3 separate regions of the Homo sapiens genome follow, and all the other regions are linked to region 1. Evidence: chromatin loops called from intact Hi-C (ENCODE). Cell type or tissue: sigmoid colon. All regions are shown on one strand.

Region 1 (8,000 bases):
GCCCTCTTCCTGATTGGATTATTTTTGTTTTTTTGTGGAGGCGGAGGGTGTTGTTCCTGAGTCCCACTTACTTTTCCTTCCTGCTAGTTAATGGAAAGTCCATCTTTTTTTTTTTTTTTTTTTTAACAGTTGAGGTCTCGAGAGCGCAGGCTGGAGTTCAGTGGCACCATCATGGCTCACTGAAGCCTTGATCTCCTGGGCTCAAGCCATCCTCCCACCTCAGCCTACTGAGTAGCTGAGACTATAGGAAGTCAATTTTTGGTCTAATTTTGTCCCTGTGGCAAAACCCCTGGAGCTTTCTTGGCCTTCATGGAAAGAGGCTTTGCATGGCCGGGCGCAGTGGCTCATGTCTGTAACCCCAGCACTTTGGGAGGCCGAGGCGGGTGGATCTTGAGGTCAGGAGTTCAAGACCAGCCTGGCCAACATGGTGAAACCCCATCTCTACTAAAAATACAAAAAATTAGCTGGGCGTGGTGGTGGGCACCTGTAACCCCAGCTATTTGGGAGGCTGAGGCAGGAGAATGGCATGAACCCGGGAGGCGGAGCTTGCAGTGAGCCGAGACAGCGCCACTGCACTCCAGCCTGGGTGACAGAGCAAGACTCCGTCTCAAAAAAAAAAAAATTATGTGTTAACTGAGTACCTGTAGTGTGCTAGGCAAGGGATGTGACAGACTGAGTTCCTGCCCTCCAGAAGCTGGCTTCTGCCACAGCAGAAATAAATGTGGAAAGGCACAGAGCATGCAGGTCCTCTCTGCTGCCACCCCTCGGCTGGTGGCATCCTTCTGGAGGGGTGAGGGGGGCACCCAGCTCAAATTTCAGCAGCCGGAGAGGCACATCTGCCTGAGAAATATTTCACTTAAGACAGCAAGAGTGACAGGAGCAGTGACAGCCAAACAGGTCGCCAGCCACATCTCACAGCATGGCAGGAGGTTGGCCGTGAAACTAGATGAAGCAGGACCAGCAGTTACACGACGTGGTTTGGAGGTGCCCCTGGAATAGTGCTAGAATTCAGGACTGCCTTTGCCCCCGCTTGCAGGTACAGGTTCACAGTAATCAGGTCCCGCTGGCTGGCCCCCCCAGAGAGGCTGTGGCCTCATTAGTGCAGGAGCGCTTATGGAGCTGGCAGCAGCTGTGAGAGCCTTCCTGTGAGCTCTCCAGCCTTTAGAAGTGCAGGCCCTTGTTCTCAACACTGAACCAAAACTATAGATAGAAACCTTTCCAGTTATGGGGAGCCTCTTTTTTGTAACTGTAGTGACATTGCTGGCTGGCACCAATCATTCCCTGCCTTGAGCTTGGTGGTGGTGCAGACAGGACAAGCACACTCAAAAGGCCCTTCCTTGTGAGGGATAGGCCAGGAGAGGCAATGGGGACAGGTGAAGACATTGCTTTGGAGCCAGGAGGTCTGGGTTTGACTGCTGACCTGATCACTTACTTCTGTGTATGGCTTTGGGCAAGTTACTGATTTTTCTTTGCCTTCATTTCCCAATCTATAAGATGGGGGTAATAACGGTACCCATATCCTAGTATTGTGAGGGTTAAAAGAATGAATAAACGTTAAGTGTTTTAGGGCATCAGGGCAAGGCTGGTGGGGGCCCTTCCCTCTGACACGGGAGCTGAGGGAGTCGGTGTGCACAGTCAATGTCTGTTCCTGCGGTGCCCTTGGCGACATTGTCTTCATTACCCACTTGGTGGCAGAAACTGCTGGGAAAATTATGTAGCTAAATATAGTGCTATTACAGAATTCTTCAGCTGCTTGTTAAAAAACATTCAGGTGAACGTTGCCAGTGTATATTGTCAGCATATATTAAATCAACTAGCTTTAACAAGTCCAGTAATTAAGCTCTTATGCTCCCTGTTAAATTCTCAACTGCAATAATGTCAGTAGACAAGAACATCTCCTTTTGCCTGAAAATGCTCAGGCGGGCTCTGCTCAGCTTGTGATGCTGTCCCTGAAATTACTCTCCAGCTGGTATCAACTCCGCAGTGCTGTGGTCGTCCGCCTTCTCCATGACGGATGTTCGTTGAGTGGCGGAGTGACTGCTCAGTGATGGCCTGCTGGGATCTGAGAGACTCAGGTGCACACTGCCAACTGCACATCTTCCCAGGCAGGTAGCAAGTTCCTCTTTCCCATGGAAGGACACTTTTCCAAAGAAAGCCTTGTGGTCTTGAGGTGGAAAAGTTTTTTGTGTTTAATTTTACTCCTTCCCACCAAAAGATACTAACTGGAATATGTCATTCCAGAGCCATCTTCTGTGTGGCCCTGTCCTCCAGGAGCCTTTGGCTGTGACATTTGGAGGAATAAGGTAGACACTAGGCAGGTCATCATGCCAGGTGCCGTAGGATTTGCTAGGTTTGCCCAGGGGGAAGGGCAGGAAAGGCAGCATGGGGTAGTGGACGTTGCTGCACTTGGATGCTTGCTGGACGAATGAAGGAACCCATACTGACCTGTGGGAGGAGAGGTTACCCACAGGGACATGATACTGAATAGAGCTATTTAATGCATATTCGGAAGGAGTACCTCCTGCATTCCCCCAACCCTGTAGATATAGGGGAAAAATAAAAAGAGGAAGAGGGGAGAGGGGATCCAGTTCCCACAAAGAAGATGCTTATGGAGTATGAGAGCAGGAGGGACCACCCCCAGCTCTGCCTCTCAGTAACATGGTCTGCTGGGCAGAGTCAGCAGAGGAGGCCTGTGGCTGAGTAGGGTTGGGCCAAGAATTGGGAACAAGTAGAAGGGATGGCATTCCAGGTTGGAACCAAGTCTGGAGCCTGAATGAGTGTGGTCTTACAGAGTGCTGAGGACCTTGACCTTTTTGGAGCTAAGGGCCAGTTTTGGAGCAAAATGGGAAGTCGTGTGGGATTACAGTGGCGGGGGCCAAGTGGAGGCAGTTCCCCAGGTGGGTCGCTCCCTCAGCAAGTCAGAGCCTGGTCTGGCCCGCCCACAGGCTTCACGGCAGGGCATGGGGCAGCTTGGCTACTTCTGGCAAGTTTTCCTGACTTGTTGCAGGAGCCCAGGGGCCCTCCTCCTGCCTTTCCACTTCTGGGCACTGCTTCCAGGCCTTCTCTTTGGTTCTGGGAGCTGGTGTCCAAAGGGCCTGGGCTGTGAGCCTTGGGGCTTTTCACGTGTCACCAGTGCTTCCTGGCCTCCCTTACCTTCATTCAGTAGGCTCTGGGAACAGGATGGCAGGTCTGTCCCTAGCAGGGCTGAGAGCCGCTGCCTGCATCTCTGAAGGCTCCTTGGGGGCCAGGCTAGGAGGGCAGACGCCACTTATTTTAGGAACTGGAGCCTGAGTCTGCCTCAACAAAAGCTCCCCGGAGGCGGGATTTCTGCACAGCTGTCAGCTGTCTGTGCATTTAGAGCTCAGATCTTCTGGATGAACCCAGGCTGAGTCTGACCTCTGTGCACTATCTTGTGGGTACAAAGAGCCCCTGAGAAGAGTATTTGGGGAGATGAAGAGAACATAAGTATCTTGTGTCAAATATTCTGGGAATGTTAGCCCTGAAGAGTTGGCACGTGACTCTCAACATTTACCGTTCCCTGCCAGGAAGGCGCTCCCTGTAGGTTGTTGCAACTTGCTCTGAGTCGGGCTGGTTTCTCTCAGACTCTAGCACTGCAGGACAGCTCATCACGTGAGAACACCTTCATATTCATCATCCATGTGGAGTGATACTTTCCCCATCCTTCCATACCAATTCTATAGGACACATATTTAGAAGCTGCCATGACCCGGGCCCTGGGCTAAGTCCTGGGCACCCCATATGAGAGCCCAGCCTCGGGCCTCCTAGAGCCAGCGTTGTATGGAGAGCAGTTAGGAGGCGGCAGAGCAGTGCCCTGAGCGCAAGCACGAAGCGAGCGAATGTCAATACCACCTCATGCTCAGCAGCAGTGACTGGCTCTGTCTGCTGCCCAGCCGCCTCCACGCACGCCGACCCCAACGGACTTTTCCGTGTGATGGCCTGCCTGTGTCAGCCTTGCAGGAGCACTGTGCCCACATCCATGGGCTCCTCGGGACAGGGTGCGCATCAGCTTAATTATCACCCCACCGTGCTCACATATGGCTCCTAGAAGGTTAGTGGCCCACATTAGTTTCACTAAAGTTTCTAAAAATTACCATTAATTATTTCTTTTCACTGAACTAGTATCTGCTGAACCATGAGCAAGGATTAAGGCATCAACTCCTCAGTCTCCACCCCACTGCCAGATAGCCCATCTAGAAAAGCAGATTGGATGGCTCCCTGCCCTGCTGGGAAGCTTCAGTTTTCTGCATCACCTTCAAAATAGAAGCATACTCTTTAGCATGGCCAAGACACGAGCATGTGTTGACAGCCAGCTGGACTCCCTGGCTCTTCCTGAGAAGCTCTGCCCTGGGCTCCAGCCAAGCTGAGCCACCCCAGGCTCCCATCCACAAAGATCTGTGACCCTGCCTGGTGTGGCTTGGAGGATTCTTTCCTCCATCCAGACTTCCATCTCCTTCCTAGGGAGCTGCTCTGGGAAAGGAAGAGCCTTCCCTGACTGCTCCGGGCGGGCTTGGGCAGTCTTCCTCTGTGCTCTCCAGCATTTCCTAGGCTGTAACATGGCATTGCTCATTTCCTACTTCCAGGATGGTTGTAAGAATTACAGAGAACACCCACAAAGAGGCTAAAATTGTGTGTGGTACTTTTTTTCTCTTTTGGCAAAAACTCTTTTTCCTACCCCGATGTTACACACAAAATGTAGACATGGTGTATATTGCGTAATCTTCGTTTAAGGTTCTTATGCTTATTTTGGGGAGAGTTGTGTTTCTGATGGTATTTGGCTGTTCTGGGATTTCTGAACAGGCTGCTGCAGCCTGCTCTTCAGAGCACTGTATACCTACCTTTTTCAGGAATGAGTTATATTCATGTGAATTCCTTCTAAGCCAGTGAGAAAATAGTTTTCCTAAGATCCTGCCCTTCTTTGGTGGGTGACCCTCCCCCTGAGCTATAGTGGACATTTCCATTGTGGTTCAGATAGACTTTGTCGTCCTATGGGGCAGATCAGGGCCCTCGACGTGTGGGCTGCCTTTGTCTTGGCCATGTTTGGCTGACCCTGAATCTCGTGACTCTTCAGAATTACGTGTTTTTAAATGGGTGGTTTTCACAGTTTAGAATACACAACCTAAGCAATGCTTGGACGCTTATGAAAACAGACGTCAACATTGGACAGACTTTGACGTTGAGATTAGAGCAGAAAGCAGCCTTTGCTGCCCAATCTCTACCCAGTAATGGAGGTTTTTCTCATGATGTGATGGGTTTTAACCAAGCTGTCCTTTGTCCCCCTTGGTCAGTCAGTCAGGCTCATGCCTGGCCTGAGCTTGGGGCTGGGACACAGAGGTGAGTGTGACAGGGACAGTCCCTTGTCCTCTTGGAGCTCACAGGCCAGCAGCAGCACAAGACAGTTCCACAAGTGACTGCCATTTCCCTTGGACAGTTTTCAGCACTGCTGCCATCCCTGTCCATGGCCACTGTCCCCTAGCTTGGCAGGTGTTGCTTGGCTGGTGTTGCCAGGGCCTGGTGCCATGCACAGCACATGGGAGGGACTTACATACTTGAAGGAGTGGGTGGCGGTGGGTGGTCAGGTAGATATGACTGAAGGTCTCACAGGAGCCTCTCCTGCTGTGTTCCAGCAGCTGCAGAATTGGCCTGGTTCCCACAGGCGGCTTCCTGCTTTTAGGGCAAACAGGGCAGGGACCAGCCCTGGCCAGCACCAATCCCTTTTACCCATCCACCCACCAGGAGCACTGCAGGGAGCCAGCCGGGCAGTTTATTTTGGCTGGCTGCTGCAGGCCGTCGAATCTGTCATTTTTGTTTTCAGCTCTTTCATGCCCTTTGGTGTATGACATCTACAACATTGTCTTCGGCCTGCGTGCTCAGCCATTCCCGATACTGGGAAAAATCAAATTCCACTTTCAGTGGAGGAAAAGAAAGCAGAATTTGGGGTGCACCGTCGCAGGTCAGGCTCAGCCAGCAGTGATGGCCTGCTGCTGTTCTGTGATGGGCTGCCCAGGCCAGGGACAGCACTTGCTGGTAGTTGGGCACTGGGCCAGCGGCACCAATGAGCCTGTTGACACCCAGAGTTTATTTTGTCTGAGGTCACAGGACACCTGCATGGCAAGGCCAAGTCTAAATGACTCCCGAGCCCGAGTGGTCTCTGAGCGTCCTCTCTACACTTACCGTTTCTGCAGCCACACGCGGGAGCATCGCACACGCGGAGACAGGAAAAGGTGGATGAATGAGGTCACCTTTCCTTCTGTTGTGCAGACAGACCTGTCTTCCCCCCGTGTGAATGCCATCATTCTGAATGCAGAGAAAGAGTTCTTTGGTTTTTGCGTTGAGGGAATTTAGCACTTCGGGGTTTTGTGCTGTCAAGAAGCTTGTCTTCTGAAGATAAAATTTTTTAAATTTTTTTTGTGCATTTCTGTAGATGAAGATAAAATTTTATTTTCTTATTTGATCTCAGTGATGTCAGAATAACTTTTTAAAACTGTTTAAGAGACACATTTTTCCTTTCTATTCAGTAACAAATCTCCTTTCATTTTAGAGCCGGTGGGGTCCGTAGTGCTCATTAGACTGTGGTGGGCTTAGCTCCATGGAGACATTTGTGGATAAACGATTGTTTGAGCTGGGCACAGTGCAGGGGGGCGGAGCTGGGGTGCCCAGGCACAGAGATGGGGAGAGGAGCCCACATTCCACTAGTGGGGACTGGTAGGGTAACAGGAGTCATAAAGTAAACCAGGATTCGGGTGCAGGGGGCTAGGGCCAGGGTGGAGGTAGACTGGAGTGCAGTATGGGGGGGCTGTGGAAGCACCAAACTGGGAAGAGGAGGGAACGGAAGGAGGTGGGGAGGCTTCCTGGAAGAATTGATCCTCCAGCTTTTCCCAGCTGGCGTTTCCCCACTAGATCATCGGCTTTGGACCTTAGGGGTCGAGCCAGTTTTGGATGTCTCTCACACTCCCTGTCAGTCAGGGGGTGCCTTGGGAATTCTGCCAAAAGCCTCAGGTCTTCAGCGAGCTTAGGGACCGGGCAGGTGATCTCGCCATGGCAGCTCTTCCAGCAAGGTGATGCCTGCATCAGTGGGGGCGCCTCCCTGAGGAGTGAGGGAGAGCAAAAACGGCAGCCACATACCAAATTCCTGCCACTTGCTGGGTGCTCGGCTGAAGGCAAGTGAGCAGTGCATGTCTTCCCAGAGACCCAGGGCTCCAGGATGGGAGATGGCACACAGGGCGGCATATGCTGTGCATGTGAACGCCATGTAGGGTGTCGCGGGGCCTTCTCGACATCTGTGTAACACGCACCAAGGGAGCAGAGCATGGGGAGCCTGGCCGACGGCCTTGAGGAAGAGTTAGTTCAACACAGCTTTGCGTAAACACATCCTTTCTTTCTATGTTGTCTATCTTATGTGTTCTGCCTTTGGAGTTAGGATCTGAAAATTGCAATTTCTGGGTTTCTGTGTCATCTATTTTTTATTTTGTCATTTTGAACATTTCAGTTAAAGATTCGTAACTCAGTGTGTCTTTATGATTGTTGAAATCTGGGATTCATGCTTTTAAATGATCAAACGGCAAGGGGTGCTTTCAGGGTAGTGAGCTCCATTTTCTTCACCTTCGTACTTGAGGATACAGGTTTCAGGAACAGAGGATACGGCCAGTCAGTGTTGGGAGCAAGAACTGAAAACCCCAAGTTGAGACAGAATTGAGGCCCCGAGGAAAGGACAGGACTAGTGCTGGGTCAGAATCGAGTCTGGATTGTAGATCAGACTCAAGGCGATTCTGAATCTCTAACCCTCTTGGGCCCTGCAAGGTAAATAGCATCACCTCATTTGCAGATGGCGAGCCCCAGTGAGGTTAGGTGTTAGTCTGAGCTTGTGGTTCAAGGCAGCACCGAAGTGTGGAACTCCCAGGGCCTACATTCCAGGGCTGAGACAAGTTGGGAGCCCAGTGGTGGATGAGCTGGTGGGAAGTTTGGGGACCAGGACGAGTGGA
Region 2 (8,000 bases), 130 kb before region 1:
TAATAACTCATGAGTTACAGTGCTGTTCTTAGGAAGGGTCTTTTTTTTTTTTTTTTTTTTTGAGGTGGAGTTTCACTCTTGACACCCAGGCTGGAGTGCAATGGCACAATCTAGGCTCACTGCAACCTCCACCTCCTGGGTTCAGGCGATTCTCATGGCTCAGCCTCCCAAAGAGGTGGGCTTACAGGCGCCTGCCACCACGCCCAACTAATTTTTGTATTTTTAGTGGAGACGGGGTTTCACCATGTTGGCCAGGCTGGTCTCGAACTCCTGACCTCAGGTGATCCTCCCGCCTCCGCCTCCCAAAGTGCTGAAATTACAGGCGTGAGCCACTGCGCCCGGCCAGGAAGGGCCTTTTACTCATGGTCGTATTAACACGTATTTGCTGAAGTTTCACTCGCTGTCTTGAGTTTATCTTTAAAGCTTGCCACCTGTTTTTGTTGCAATGCTAGTAACAGGAGTTTGTTCTCCCAAATGGCACCAAGGGTATGTCCTTCAGATAAGGGTCTTAACTGACTTGCCCAGGCTCTCTCAGTGCCCATGCATGGACGTGTGTCAAGTGTACATGCCATATTGTGTGTGTGTATATGAGTACATATATTTAATGATGTTTCACTGCCAATTAGGGAAAAATAGGTCTTTTCAACACAAATGGTACTTGGCTGGACTCCAAATAAACTACAATTGGTGGGCTTTTCAGCCATTCCTTCTTCGTGATCTTATTGGTATGTGTGTTGTGTGTGTTCCCTGGTGTTTAAGTTTTGTTTTGTTTTGTTTTGTTTTTGAGACAGAGTCTCGCTCTGTCGCCCAGCAGGCTGGAGTGCAGTGGCGCAACCTCAGCTCACTGCAATCTCTGCCTCCCGGGTTGAAGTGATTCTCGTGCCTCAGCTTCCCAAGTAGCTGGGATTACAGGTGTACACCACCATGCCCGGCTAATTTTTGTATTTTTAGTAGAGATGGGGCTTCACCATGTTGGCTAGGCTGGTCTCAAACTCCCAGCCTTAGGTGATCCGCCTGCCTCAGCCTTCCAGAGTGCTGGGAATACAGGTGTGAGCCACTGCGCCCAGCCGTGGGGTTTAGTTTTAATGTGTTTGCTGTTGATGGCGGGTGTGGGATGGAGATCCCCGAGTCAGACTTGGCCTTGTGGCCTGGCTCTGCTGTTTATTAGCTGTTTCCCAAGCCTGTCCCTGGGGTCGTTGCACCTTTGTTTCCCACTGTATAAAATGGGGAGTTCTGTGGCCGGGCGCAGTGGCTCATGCCTGTAATCCCAGCACTTTGGGAGGCCGAGGAGGGTGGATCATCTGAGGTCAGGAGTTCGAGACCAGCTTGGCCAACATGGTGAAACCTCATCTCTACTAAAAATACAAAAATTAGCCTGGAGGCTGAGGCAGGAGAATCGCTTGAACCCAGGAGGCGGAGGTTGCGGAGAGCCGAGATGGCGCCATTACACTCAAGCCTGGGCAATAAGAGCGAAACTCCGTCTCAAAAAAAAAAAGGGGGGGAGTTCTGTTTGCCTCAGAAACAACCAGTACCACCGCACAGGGACCCTGCCCGCACGCCTTGCTGGCTCTGGCGAGCCCTCTTACCTCCCAGGAGGGGGTGTCCTCTGCACAGCTGGCGGCTCCACCTCGGCTCCTACACGCAGAAGTGAAAGACACCCCGTTAACTGTTCCCAGCTCTTCCACCGGTTTTTACAACCCGGTTCTCAGTTACATTGTGTTGTTTTTGCCTCCCTCTGGGAGAAGGGTGGAGTCCCTGGTTGGGAACGTTGGCCTCTGAGGCTCCGGGGCCACGCAGTCCTAATGGAAGAGTCACACCAAGTGGTTAGTTTGCTGGTGACCCAGTTGCTAGGTGAGAGTGAGGCTCTGCTAAGTGGATTTATGTCATATAGTGACTGTCTCATTAATGATTTAGTGATGTCATGTTCTGGGCAGATGTTTCCTCTGAGCACTTCCAGGACACGGGTGGGAAGGGTGCGGTGTTGGCAGCAGGCCTCGGGAGGCTGTCGGGCCAGGAACAGCCCCATTCAGCGCTAGGCTGGGGCTAAGCAGTGAGCCCTGCTGGGAGCTGTCCGGGAGCCGTTGCTGTTTTCTTGTCAGCCCCCACACACTTGATGGGGTGGGTCCCAGGCCAGAGGGTTGCATCCTGTGGTCGTTTTCACCAAGTTTGATAGGCTTGGTTTTCCCAATATAAACCCATCCTCGACTGGGCACAGTAGCTCACGCCTGTAGTCCCAGCACTTTGGGAGGCTGAGGTGGGTGGATCACCTGAGGTCAGGAGTTTGAGACCAGCCTGGCCAACAAGGTGAAACCCCGTCTCTACTAAAAATACAAACATTAGCTGGGCTTGGTGGTTCATGCCTGTAATCCCACCTACTTGGGAGGCTGAGGCGGAAGAATCACTTGAACCCAGGAGGCGGAGGTTGCAGTGAGCCGAGATCGCACCATTGCACTCCAGCCTGGACAACTGAGCAAGACTCCATCTCAAACAAAAGAAAACCACCATCCTTCACCTCCTTTGCACACGGGCTGCTCCCCGGGTATTAGTGAGGGCCTGGTGACAACCTTCTCACTGTCTCCCTTCTCCTCCTCCGCCTCCCACCTGGGCTGCCATGGAGACCCCATCAGTCTGGACCCGCATCTGGTTGCGCTCCACCAGCTGCTAGGACTTTCCTCACAGGGGGCCATTTCCCCTCCACACAGTGGTTCTTCAGGGTGCTCCATAAAGCCTCCTATGCTTGCCACCCATTGGCCTGTTGGCTCACACTGCCACACACCATGTCCACCAGTGCCAAACACACGCAGCTCCTCTCTGAGTGCCCCCAGGGGCCAGCGCACTCTCCACCCTCCCCTCTGGAGCCATTCCCAGCTGTGCTGCGGCCGCCTGGCCCTCTCCCCGCAGCAGCCCTGCAGCCCCTGTGGTCTGGGGAGGCCAAGGTCTCCTGCAGGGCCCTGCCTGCTGGTAACGGCACAGCGACTGGGGCTGCTCAGCGACTGGGCACCCTCAGGCTGTTTGTGTGTCCCCTAATGTGAACTGTGCCCCAGTGGAGGGCCCTGGGGCACGTGAGGACCCTTTGTGAGCAGGTGGGAGCACATCCACTTTTGATTCCAGTCTCTCATTGTGGAAGACGAGGGATTTTGATCTTCACTGATTTGCCCCAGCCTGAACCATATTAGATCTCACATCCTGTGAACAATGGCGGCCTCCTGCTTTTGTCCTGAGAAGCATTCGGAGCGCTCCTCCAGTGACAGATGCAAACCCACCTTGCTTATGCTCCTGCCCGGCCGCTGGCGCTCTGTCAGCAGGAACAAGTCTAGGGGCCCATGGCGTTCCCTCAGGCCCAGGCCCACCCTGCCTGCCACTTGGCCAACATTCCCCCACAATTCCAGTTTAACTCACCTAATCTCCCCTCCCCTTCCCACCCCTCCCCTCCCCCCTCCCCTCCCCCCTTTCTTTCCTTTTTTTTTTTTTTTTTTTTTTTTTTTAGACAGAGTCTCACTCTGTTGCCCAGGCTAGTGGCACAATCTCGGCTCACAGCAACCTTTGCCTCCTGGGTTCAAGTCATTCTCATGCCTCAACCTCCCAAGAAGTAGCTGGGATTACAGGCATGCGCCACCATGCCCGGCTAGTTTTGTTTTGTTTTGTTTTGAGACGGAGTCTCACTCTGACACCCAGGCTGGAGTGCAGTGGCGTGAGCTCAGCTCACTGCAAGCTCCGCCTCCCAGGTTCATGCCATTCTCCTGCCTCAGCCTCCCGAGTAGCTGGGACTACAGGCGCCCGCCACCACGCCCGGCTAATTTTTTGTATTTTTAGTAGAGACGGGGTTTCTCTACTAAACATGTCTACATCCTGACGTGTTAGCCAGGATAGTCTTGATCTCCTGACCTTGTGATCCGCCTGCCTCAGCCTCCCAAAGTGCCGGGATTACAGGCATCAGCCACCGTGCCTGGCCTAGTTTTGTATTTTTAGTAGAGATGGGGTTTCACTATGTTGGCCAGGCTGGTCTTGAACTCCAGACCTCAAGTGATCCGCCAGCCTCCATCTCCCAAAGTGCTGGGATTACAGGCATGAGCTACCGTGCCCGGCTTCCAGCCAAATGTTTTTGAGTGATGGCATCAGTGTTCTTAGAGATGTGCCTCTCTAAGGATGACGGAGCTGGTGAGAGGCTAGAGGGAGATCTGGCAGTGCAGGCCACAATGTGAACTCAGGCGGTGCCCTAGGGACGGGAGGAGGGGAGTTGTGCACAGGGAGCCTGCACACCGGGTGGAAGGGGATCTGCAGAGACGAGCAGTTCTCAGTGGCCCAGTAGGGGGCGTGTGTTAAACGGGGTTTGAGCCCTGAATGTAGAAGGAGGTAAACTGCAAAGCTGCAGTAACAAACGTGCTTTTCAGAAGCTGTTCAGAAAGGCCACGCTACTCATGGTTATGAATAATGCTGCCTCGAGGCCATGGCTGAATAGCAAGAACGTCACCAGGCAGCTTCCCTTCCTGCATCTTGTACTGGTTAAAATGAAATCAGAACTTTTTGTTTTTTTGGGACGGAGTCTTGCTCTGTTGCCCAGGCTGGAGTGCAATGGCGTAATCTTGGTTCACTGCAACCTCCACCTCCCAGGTTCCAGTGATTCTCCTGTCTCAGCTGGGATTACAGGCGCCCGCCACCATGCCCAGCTAATTTTTGTATTTTTAGTAGAGATGGGGTTTCACCATCTTGGCCAGGCTGGTCTTGAACTCCTGACCTGGTGGTCCACCCACCTTGGCCTCCCAAAGTGCTGGGATTACAGGCGTGAGCCACCACGTCCAGCCTGATAGCTCTTTTTTTTTTGAGACAGGGTCTGGCTCTGTCATCCAGGCTGGAGCGCAGTGGTATGATCACAGCTCACTGCAGCCTTGACCTCCTGGGGTGATCCTCCCACCTCAGCCTCCCAAGCAGCTGGGATTACAGGTGCATGCTACCACACCCTGCTGATTTTTATTTATTTTATTTTATTTTGTTTTTTGAAACAGAGTCTCATTCTGTCACCCAGGCTGGAGTGCAGTGGTGTGGTCTCGGCTCACTGCAACTTCTGCCTTCTGGGTTCAGTCGATTCTCCCACCTCAGCCTCCTAAGTAGTTGAGATTACAGGCACATGCCACCACGTGCGGCTAACTTTTGTATTTTTAGTAGTGACAGGGTTTCACTATGTTGGCCAGGCTGGTCTCAAACTCCTGACCTTGTGCTCCACCTGCCTCGGCCTCCCAGGGTGCTGGGATTACAGGCATGAGCCACCGTGCCTGGCTGCTAATTTTTTATTTTTTTGTAGCGACAGGGTCTCACCATGTTACCCAGGCTGGTCTTGAACTCTTGGCCTCAAGCAATTGGCCTGCCTTGGCCTCCCAAAGTGCTGGGATTACAAACGTGAACCACTGCTCCCCTGAAGTAGTATCTCATTATGGTTTTGATTTGCATTTTTTCTGACAGCTGATGATGTTGAGTATCTTTTCATGTGCTTATTGGCCATTCGTATGCCTTCCTGGGAGAAACTGTTTTGATTTATTTATTTATTTTTTTCTTGAGACAGGGTCTTACTCCATCACCTAGGCTGGAGTGCAGTGGCACAATCACAGCTCCCTACAGCCTCAACCTCCCAGGCTCAGGCGATCCTCCCACTTCAGCCTCCTGAGCAGCTAGAACTACAGGCATGTGCCACCATGCCCAGCTAATTTTTTGTATTTTTTGTAGAGATGGGGTTTTGCCATGTTGCCCAGGCTGGTTTCAAACTCCTGGGCACGGCTGGGTGCGGTGGCTCACGCCTGTAATCCCAGCACTTTGGGAGGCCGAGGCAGATGGATCATGAAATCAAGACCATCCTGGCTAACACGGTGAAACCCCGTCTCTACTAAAAATACAAAAAATTAGCCGGGTATGGTGGCAGGCGCCTGTAGTCCCAGCTACTTGGGAGGCTGAGGCAGGAGAATGGTGTGAACCCGGGAGGCAGAGCTTGCAGTGAGCTGAGATCACGCCACTGCACTCCAGCCTGGGTGACAGAGCGAGACTCCATCTCAAAAAAAAAAAAAAAAAAGAAAAACTCCTGGGCTCACATGATCCGCCCACCTTGGCCCCCCAAAGGATTACAGGCAGGGGCCACTATGCCCAGCCGCATTTTTAAAGGGGTGATTTTTGTACTGCTCATAGGAAATCATGACTCCTCTCTAATTCTGTGGTAGAAGGCATCATTGCCTCTTCTATAAAGCCTTTCCTGGTGACTCTAGTCTCCAATGGTCTCTCCTTTCTCTTACATTTTATTATTATTTTAAAAAATATTAGAGATGGGGGTCTTGTTATGTTGCATAGGGTGGTCTGGAACTCCTGGGCTCCAGGGATCCTCCCATCTCAGCCTCCTGAAGTGCTGGGATTACAGGCATGAGTCACCACGCCCAGCCTCTCTTGCATTTTAAAGCATAAATCAGATTCTATCAGAGCCCTAATGCCCTCCAAAAGCCTCCCCTGGAACATAAATAAAATCAAGTTCCTCGCCTCTCTGGCCTCCCCCTCCACCCCCTCCCTTCTGCCCTTGCTGGTTTTGCTGGAGACACAGCAATCTTCAAGCGTCATGCCCCTCCCTGCCTCAGGGCCTTTGCATGGCAGGCCCCTCTACTAGAATTCTCCTCCCCCATCTCTGCAGGCCTGGCTCTTTTCATCACTTGGAGCAGCCTATCCTGTCTGCCACCTTCCCAGAGAGGCTCTCCTTTTTTTTTTTTTTGAGACTGAGTCTCATTCTGTCACCCAGGCTGGAGTGCAGTGACATGATCTTGGCTCACTGCAACCTCTGCCTGCCGGGTTCAAGCAATTCTCCTGTTTCAGCCTCCTGAGTAGCTGGGATTACAGGCACTCACCACCATGCCTGACTAATTTTAGTATTTCTAGTAGAAACGGGGTTTTACCATGTTGGTCAGGCTGGTCTCGAACTCCTGACCTCAGGTGCTCCACCTGCCCTCAGCCTCCCAAAGTGCTGGGATTACAGGCGTGAGCCACCATGCCCGGTCCCAGAGAGGCTCTCCTGGTGATCCCTCTAGCCCCACTTTATTACCACCTTCTTCCGTTTTCTCCAAAGCACTCATATCCCTGAGATGATCCGGGTCAGGCATGTGCCTCTGTGCTTTCTCCCCGGCACAGCCTCCAGCTCCGCGTGCCTCTGCCTGGCCCCAGCCTGACACATGCGTGCAGCACTGATACGTGATGGCCGAACGACTGTGGGAACCAGGCCGTCTACTCATTTGGGATGGTCCTTGTCCTCCTGCTGTGTCGCTCTTATTGCCTGGGTCTTTGCTATCCACCCCCAGGCTGAGATAAGGAGGAACTGGAGGGCAAGGGCCGAGATCTGTCCTCCACTCCCAGGCAACGCTGGTCATTTGTCGAAGCATTTATGGACAATGTCAGAGCAGCAAAAATGGAGGGAGAGCAGCAGGCGGGCGAGGGATGATTGGGAAATCAAAGACATTTAGTCTTAAGAGGGATGATTTAGGTGTAACACAAAGGAGTTCAGGGACTGTTAGGTGATGAGGGGCAATTCGTGATGTGCATGTGTTTCTGGGGGCCGAGGTGAGGAGCAGAGCACAGAAGGAATGGGTGAGGGGCGCTGTTTCCACAGAGGGAGGGAGTGCTGGAGACAGGGAAGCCCCTTTGGCCTTTTGGGGTCTTTCCAGCACAGCCGCAGAAATCACACTCAGACAGGTGTAGGTGAAGGGCTCAATTACACTCACGGGCCCCAGAGAGGAAGGCCAGCCCCCATGTAGGGGGCTGGATGGGAGGAGCCCACAGGGAGCAGGCCCACCTAGCAGGTTCGGGGCCAAGAGAGCTTGAGGGCCTGAGGACCCACAGGCAAGTGCCTTTCCTGGGGGGTCAGGGCGGGGGGCACTAGCCAGAGACGTGAGCAGATCTCACTGGTGTGTTTCAAAGTGACTGGGTGACCCTCAGGGGAAGGCTGGAAGGGAACCTGGAGCAGGGACCAGGCTTATTCCACG
Region 3 (8,000 bases), 89 kb before region 1:
GAGCTGTTGTTAGTAAGGAGCTCTGCAACCAGATTGCCTGGGCTTGAATCCCAGCTCTGAGATTGGTTGTGATACCTACCTCACCTTTGAAATGGGGATCATGATAGGATTGTTGTGCAGATGGGATGCATGAATGTGTGCCCTGCACTTGTGATGGCATTGCCCTTAGAGAACTCCATTGTAGCACAGCCATCGGTGCCTCTGAGCCTGCCAACCATCTTGCCTTGGGACTCTTTGATTCCCACTTTACAGTTGAGGAAATAGGCTCAGAGAAGCTTAATATATCTTCAGATCTGGGTCTGTCTCAGGGTTCTCTCTTCAAAGCACTGGTGGTCCCCCACAGTGGCCCTGTCTCCCCAGCAAGTTAGGGAGTGACTGCCAGGGGACTGCTCCATCAGTCCTGTGCCCACCAGGCATAGTCTGTAGACAGCATTTTTTTTTTTGAGATGGAGTTTCATTCTTGTTGCCCAGGCTGGAGTGCAATGGCATGATCTTGTCTCACGGCAACCTCCGCGTCCCGGGTTCAAGCGATTCTCTTCTTCAGCCTCCCAAGTAGCTGGGATTACAGGCATGTACCACCACGCTGGGCTAATTTTGTGTTTTTAGTAGAGACAGGGTTTCTCCATCTTGGTCAGGCTGGTCTTGAATTCCCAACCTCAGGTGATCCACTGGCCTTGGCCTCCCAAAGTGCTGGGATTAGAGGCATGAGCCACCACGCCTGGCCTGTAGACAGATTTTTTAATGCCTCCGTACACACACATACACACACACATTAGACATTTATATGTTACTGAAATGGGAGAGTTCCCTGGACCCCTTCGAGGTACTTGGGACAGGGGTGTGGCTGGTTTGCTTAAACCACTTACAGGAGGGGGAGCATGCAGGTGAGCAAGTACAGGGGCCGAGGCGAGCACTTTTGGGCTCTGGCCCCACAGCAGTGTCTAGGGTTGTTACAATGCTCTTTTAGCCCTCCTGTCTGAGGACGGCTTAAGTGTTAAACGGCTTAAGAGTCAGTGTGACAGCCTTTTTGGGTTCAGCATCCCGAATTATCTGGCGTCCAGGAAGAATCAGGTCACATGGACTTGAAGGATGGTGAATGCGGGATTTTATTGAGTGATGGAGGTGGCTCTCAGCAGGATGGGGAGCTGGAGATGGGATGGAGTGGGAAGGTGATCTTTTCCTGGAGTTTGGCCATTCTGCAGCCGATCTCCTCTTCAACTGCCCCCAGCTCAACTCCTCTCGACTTCCTCTCTTCTCTCCTCTGCCACTCTTCTGCTCCTGGATTCTGGGGTTTGGGGTTTTATATGGGCACAGGATGATGGGGGACATGGTGGGCTGAAAGGCAACATTTGGGTGCGAAAACAGGAATGCTTGTTCTCATTTAGGGCCTTGGGTCCAGGCTTGAGGGTGGGGCTCTCACCAGGGACCCTGCCCTTCTGCCTCGTGTTTGTATCATTACTATATATAAATGATGCTGTGATTATGATTAACAAAATACCAGTTTACTTTAAAACTTGAATTTACAGTAGCCTTTTGTCATCTGGAGTTTCTAAATCATTGAATGTGAAAAATACTATTATTTAGGGATCTAGCAACCTTATTGATCTTTAAAAGGCTTAAGTTCAGAAAAAGTTTATTGTTGCCCTTTTCTTGCTCTGTGTTTTGGTGTCTGCCCTTCTGTCTGTCTGGCATCTGTGCGAGTCATGCGTCAGGGCATGTTGGGGAGATGGAGGCCAGTGTGGCTGGGTTGAGTTATAAACTGGAAGCAAGGTTGGGAGCCCAGAATCCAAACCAGGTTCAGACTGGGAGAATATCTGAAATCCCTGCAGCAGCAAAGAAGGTTCCTATATTCACGGTCCCTGAAGGAATTTTGCTGGGTCCCCAGGTTCTCTGGGAGCATTGATGTGTCTCACTCTCATGGTACCAAAGACTTTCTGTTTTTATTCATCAACTTCCTGTATTTCCTTCTGCTCCCTCCTTAACCTGGGGTTGGCTCTAGTTTCAAAGTTAATTCTCAAATCCAAACCTCAGACTTAAAGGCTGGTAACTGCCCTTGGATATGTTTGGGGCTGGCTCCTGAGAAACCTCTTTTCCAGGAAAGCTCTGGCCTGTTAGATTTTGCTCTGTAATTTTACTGCCTTGCTCACCTAACGGTGGTCACTGGTGTTCTGAGACACGTGGGTGGAACTCAGCAATGTTTCTTCACTTGTATTTTTGTTTGTTTGTTTTTTGAGACAGAGTCTTGCCCTGTCGCCCAGGCTGGGGTGCAGTGGTGTGATCTCAGCTCACTGCATCCTCCACCTCACGGGTTCAGATGATTCTCCTGCCTCACTCTGCCTCCCGAGTGAAGTAATAGCTGGGACCACAGGCATGCGCCACCATGCCTGGCTAATTTTTGTTGACCTGTATTTGGATCTTATATTTACATGAGAATTTCATGCAAATAGATTCTTTCCCCCTAGAAATGGACTCAGACATTTTTGCATGCAATTCAATGTATTCATAAATCCCCATTCATTTTTATTTATTTATTTATTATTTATTGTTTTTTTTTTTGAGACGGAGTCTCGCTGTCGCCCAGGCTGGAGTGCAGTGGCGCCATCTCAGCTCACTGCAACCTCTGCCTCCCGGGTTCAAGCGATTCTCCTGCCTCAGCCTCCCAGGTAGCTGGGACTACAGGCGCCTGCCACCACGCCTGGCTAATTTTTTCTATTTTTAGTAGAGACAGGGTTTTACCATGTTAGCCAGGATGGTCTCAATCTCCTGACCTTGTGATCTGCCCGCCTCTGCCTCCCAAAGTCCTGGGATAACAGGCGTGAGCCACTGTGCCTGGCCAAATCCCCATTTATGTATTCAGCAAATTTTTGAACGCCTGCCATGTGCTAGGCACGGTTCTAGGCACTGGAGTTACAACAGGAACAACGTAGTCCATGATCTTACATTCTGGTCAGAGGAGGCAGAGCGTGATTAAACACCCCCAGCCTGGTGTGGAGGGAAGGCCAGCCTCAGTGGGCGGGAGGGTCCAAGCCTCATCCCCTCCTGCCAGGGCTCTGCTTGTTGCCAAACCTCCCAGCCCCCTTCTAGCCTTCACTTCCCTGAACTGGTTTCTGACTTCACAATCGTTATCAGAATTATTTTTAAAAAATTTAATGTTTATTGAGGCTCATTTTGTGCCAGGTGTCCTATTTTTCCTTGCGTGATTACACTTATTCTCATGACAACTTTGTTTTGCAAGTGAGAAAGCTGGGCCTAGGCCTCATACCTAGGAAATGTGATGTGTGGTTTTGATCAGCATGCAGCTTGAGGCTGTAGAACTCAGTAAGCCAGGCCTGAGGACACCATCAGAAATACCAACAAAAAATTCAGTGTGTCCATTTTGGCCTGGACCGTCTCTATTCTCTGCTTTTTTTCCCCCTGATTGAGACAGGGCCTCACTCTGTCACCCAGGCTGGAGTGTAGTGGTGTGATTGTGGCCCACTGCAGCCTCCAACTCCAGGGCTTAATGATCCTCTCACCTCACCCTCCCAAATTACAAGTGTGTACCATCATACCTGGCCAATTTTTTTTTTTTTTTTTTTTTGCGGCAGAGTCTTGCTCTGTCACCCAGGCTGGAGTGCAGTGGCTCGATCTTGGCTCACTGCAACCTTTGCTGCCTGGGTTCAGGCGATTCTCCTGCCTCAGCCTTCCCAGTAGCTGGGATTACGGGCGTGTGCCACCATGCCCAGCTAATTTTTGTATTTTTAGTAGTGATGGGGTTTCAGCATCTTGGCCAGGCTGGTCTTGAATTCCTGACCTTGTGATCCACCCATCTTGGCCTCCCAAAGTGCTAGGATTACAGGCGTGAGCCACCGCGTCCAGTGTCATACCTGGCTAATTTTATTATTTTTTTTTTGAGACGGAGTCTCGCTCTGTCGCCCAGCCTGGAGTGCAGTGGTGCAATCTCGGCTCATTGCAAGCTCCGCTTCCCAGGTTCAAGCCATTCTCCTACCTCAGCCTCCCAAGTAGCTGGGACTACAGGCGCCCACCACCACGCCCAGCTAATTTTTTGTATTTTTAGTAGAAATGAGGTTTCACCGTGTTAGCCAGGATGGTCTTGATCTCCTGACCTTGTGATCCGCCCACTTCGGCCTCCCAAAGTGCTGGGATTACAGACGTGAGCCACCACGCCCAGCCAATACCTGGCTAATTTTTAAATTTTTCTGGAGACTGGGGAAGGGGGCAGGTCTCACTGTGTTGCCCAGGCTGGTCTTGAACTCCTGGCTTCAAGTGATCCTCCTGTCCCGGCTTCCCAGAGCGCTGGGATTACAGGTGTGGGTCACTGTGCCTGGCCACTGTTTCTTTTAACAATCAAATTGCCTTTCTCAAGGAGGAAAACATGGGTGGAATGTGCTTTAAGGCCTCTGTCTGGTGGACATTATAGGCACTTGAAGTTACCAAATCTGTATATTTACTGTTGGCAAAATTGCATGATCCCATCCTTATTTCCAAATAATTGCCGCGTGAATGACATTGGAAATGCACATTTAGTTCTTGACTGAGTAGTTGTATACACACTCTGGTTTTTCCACACCAGACACTTGCTCTCTTGCTGTGACTTTTAAGGTCCTGCCCAATGGACAGAGTAACTTCCTGAAAAGTTGCTTTAAAAACCTTGTCTCCTCAGTGGACGGAGGGTGCAATGAAACAACATTTGTCATCCTGACTCAGTCCCAACCAAGCAGAACCTTTATTGTGACTGGAGGTTTGCAAGCTGCCGTCCTCCTGGCACCAAAAGCAGCCTGTTCTTTAAATATTTGCATTGAATAACTTTGTAGCTCTGCTTCCTTCTAAGGCTTGCCACACTTCATGTCAGAAGCAGAGCTCCTCCTCTGGAGTTATTGTGAAACATGACTGAATGCCAGGGTGCAGTTTCTCTGCAGTCAGCTCACTTTATAGAGGAAGAACTCGGCTGCTTCAGCTCAATGTGAGTTAAACGTTGCAGTGTCCAGTCTTGCTTCCTGGCAGTTGGGGCCCGGAGCAGCCCCGAGGCGGGGAGGGGGGACATTGTCCCCTTTGACTATGTGATTGTTGGAAGCAGGGTCCTGAGAGGGAGTCCAGGAGGCAGCCTAAATGGAATTTCCAGTCTAAACGGGCAAGGCACAGTTGCGGGAGTCCTGGTGTAAAGTCCAGTGAGACAGAGACTGGGGCTTGGGGTGGGATGGGGATTGCTGACAAGAGAGAAGGATCTCTGGGCCAGGGAAGAGGCAGCTGCATTCGCTGGCTGCGAGGCTGTGGCTCTAGGTGTGGATATGCTAGGGTGCTCCCCGCAGCCCCCAGACCTTTCATATGTCAGCATTCCCGTAGGTGGGGCATGTGGGACCCCTGCCCGGGGCCCTTTTTCCAGTGTGACTGTCCCTATAGGGTGAGGAATCTGAGGTATCAAGAAGTGGTATCTCCCTAAAACTTGTGCCTCTCCCTTTAGGCCATGCACAGGGACAGAGACCCTGGAATTCCCTGCCCCAGTAACCCCCAGACCCCTTACATGGCCTGCATGGGCCGCCTCCCTGGCGTGTCCTGCTGAGGGTAGGCTGTGCACTGTGTGCACGTGCCTCCAGCCAAAGGTGGCTGAATGGTGGCCATGGGCAGGGTATGTGTGGACAGAGCTTGGGTGTGCAGGCTGGGGTGTCCCCATAAGCACGCCCGAGGGTCTTTGTGGCGCAGGACACGGCTCTGGATTCATGTGTGTGCCTGGTTTCTTGAATGGTAAAGTTCATGCTTATTTTCTGGGTGTGTTTGGGGTTGTCCCTCCCTATCTGACACATGGGGCTTGGGACCATGCCTGGAGCCCCAGTTGCATGGGGAGGTGGGGTTAAGAGCAGGCCTGTCCCCCTGCTCAGCCCTTCTTACCACCAAACCAGCCACACTTGAGCAGGAGCGCACTGCACTGTCATTTTACCCAAAGTTTCCCTCTAGGGCTTTGCTGATGACATCTCTTGGCTTTTGTTAGCATTCTGGCGCAATATCAGAAGGATTCCAGTCTACATCGTGGTCTTCTTGAGAGCTCATATTTGATTTCGGCTTTAGCTCACTGGACTTTAGCCTGGAGGAATCCCACTGAAGAGTTTTTAATGTTGACTTATGGAACTTGTCCCAGCAGCAAACCACAGATACTGTGGCTTGGGGGTGAGCAGCTCTTGTGGAAACAAGGCACTTCCCTTCTTCAGCTGCATAGGAGTGCTTCAGGAACCTTTTGGGCCACATTCTTCTTGTGATTTCTTGACTTGTGGGAGGGCAGGGAAGTGATGTCTGGGTCCCACAGCGCACATGGCTGTCCCTGGTGCCGCCCTTCCAGGAGGAACTGCCAGGTCGGATGTGGAGATGAACCCGGAGAGTGTCCTTCGGCTCTGGTCGGCCTTCAGGGGCATTCCTGCCAGTCTCAGAAGATGACAGTCTGCAATCGTGTTATCATCAACGTGGAAAAAATAAGGGCAATGCAGTTTTCATGTGTGTAAGGTTAGCAGCTGCCCTTTCTTGGGAAGGGCTCTTTCTGTATAAAATTTTGACCATTGTATCTTTTACATTTTAAAATGTCCTATCTTTCCATGTTGATGAAAAGAGCTGGTAGTTTCTAAAGGATATTCTTACTTGGCAAAATAAGAAGTAAGCAGTCTTATGTTATTCTGCCTTCAAATTTGAAACAGTTTTATTGAGTTATAATGAACAGGCGATAAGTTTTGGCATATGAATACACTGTTAAGCCATCATTGCAAAGAAGATAGTGAGAAGTCCACCCTCTGAGGGTTCCTCTTGCCACTTGGGGTCCCTCTGCCCCCACTTCTTCCAGGCCACCACTGCTCTACTCTTTGCCACTGTAGAATCATTTGCATTTTCTAAAATTTTATGTAAATGGAATCATACAGTATGTATTCTATGTATTCTTCTTCTTCCTTTTTTTTTTTTGAGATGGAGTCTTGTTCTGTTGCTAGGCTGGAGTGCAGTGGTGCAATCTCGACTCACTGCAACCTCCGCCTCCCGGGTTGAAGTGATTCTCCTGCTTCCCAGCTCCCAGCTCCCGAGTAGCTGGGACTATAAGTGCATGCTGCCATGCCCGGCCAATTTTTTTGTATTTTTAGTAGAGACGGGGCTTCACTGTGTTGCCCAGGCTGGTCTCAAACTCCTGAGCTCGGGCAATCTGCCCGCCTCAGCCTCCCAGAGTGCTAGGATTACAGGTGTGAGCCACCACTTCCGGCCAGTATATATTCTTTTTACAGTATGTGTTATTTTTAGTCTGGCTTCTTTCACTCAGTAAAATTACTTTGAGATTGTTGTAGCATTTATCAGTTAGTTTCATTTTTTAAAAAATCCAATGCATGGGCATGCTACAATTTGTTCATTCACCTATTGACAGACGTTTGGGCTGTTTCCACTTGGTGTAATCACAAATGAAGATGCTATGTCGTGAAAAGATGTTACAGAAAAATAAGGTGCTATTAACATTTGTGTGCCAGTCTCTGTGGGGACATCTGCTTTCTTTTTATCAAAAATTTAATGGAGACAGAGTCTCCCTATGTTGCCAAGACTGATCTTGAACTCCTGGGCTCAAATGATCCTCCTGCCTCAGTCTTCTAAAGTGTTGGGATTACAGGTGTGAACCACTGCACTTGGCCAACATCTGCTTCCACTTCCCTGGGGTAAATACCTAGAGTGGAATGGCTAGGTGCTTTGGTGGTTTAGGTGGTTAGGCTAGGTTTGGTGGCTAGGGTACGTTTAACATGTCCAGACACTGCCAAACTTTTCCAAAGTGCTTTGCGCGCATCACCAGCACTGGGTTCTAGTTCCCCCACATCCTCACCAACACTTGGTACATGTAGTCTTTTTAATTTTTGCCATTCTGGTAGGTTTAATTTGCATTTCCCTAGTGATTATCTCTTTAAATCACTTGCCTGTTGAAAAAGCTGAGTTGTTTTATTAACTTAGTTTTGAAATTTTTAAAATATATTTTGGATACAATTCCTTGATCA

The links. A loop is a pair of places that touch in the nucleus more often than their neighbours do. Peaks named below come from ENCODE experiments on the same cell type or tissue, not always from the same donor. Only the 100,000 strongest peaks of a DNase experiment are listed, where the experiment ranks them.
Region 2: a loop joins it to region 1, with 2.7 times the contacts of the local background. A loop is called at or near these places in 3 of 110 quality-filtered maps.
Region 3: it touches region 1 in a loop (1.9-fold over the local background); 4 of 110 quality-filtered maps call a loop at or near these places.

Annotation. Positions count from the first base shown.
Region 1 is chr22:42,903,532-42,911,531 of GRCh38, reverse strand. The region is part of intron 2 of PACSIN2 (protein kinase C and casein kinase substrate in neurons 2); the gene reads left to right. Among named protein-coding and RNA genes, the nearest start is that of ARFGAP3, 50 kb to the right of the region's middle. RefSeq lists enhancers at 4,931-5,606, 6,501-7,021. In sigmoid colon, no CTCF peak of the experiment used is centred here; DNase peaks (open chromatin) are centred at 4,381, 5,610 and 6,062; H3K27ac peaks cover 3,086 bases.
Region 2 is chr22:43,030,356-43,038,355 of GRCh38, reverse strand. No RefSeq gene overlaps it. Among named protein-coding and RNA genes, the nearest start is that of TTLL1-AS1, 4.2 kb to the left of the region's middle. RefSeq lists an enhancer at 3,808-4,309. In sigmoid colon, CTCF peaks have their summits at 4,099 and 4,299 (motif pointing right); DNase peaks (open chromatin) are centred at 1,995 and 4,305.
Region 3 is chr22:42,992,112-43,000,111 of GRCh38, reverse strand. The region is part of intron 1 of PACSIN2 (protein kinase C and casein kinase substrate in neurons 2); the gene reads left to right. Among named protein-coding and RNA genes, the nearest start is that of PACSIN2, 19 kb to the left of the region's middle. RefSeq lists a silencer at 6,962-7,082. In sigmoid colon, no CTCF peak of the experiment used is centred here; DNase peaks (open chromatin) are centred at 2,901, 4,851, 5,181, 5,581 and 3 weaker places; H3K4me3 peaks cover 2,691 bases; H3K27ac peaks cover 3,736 bases.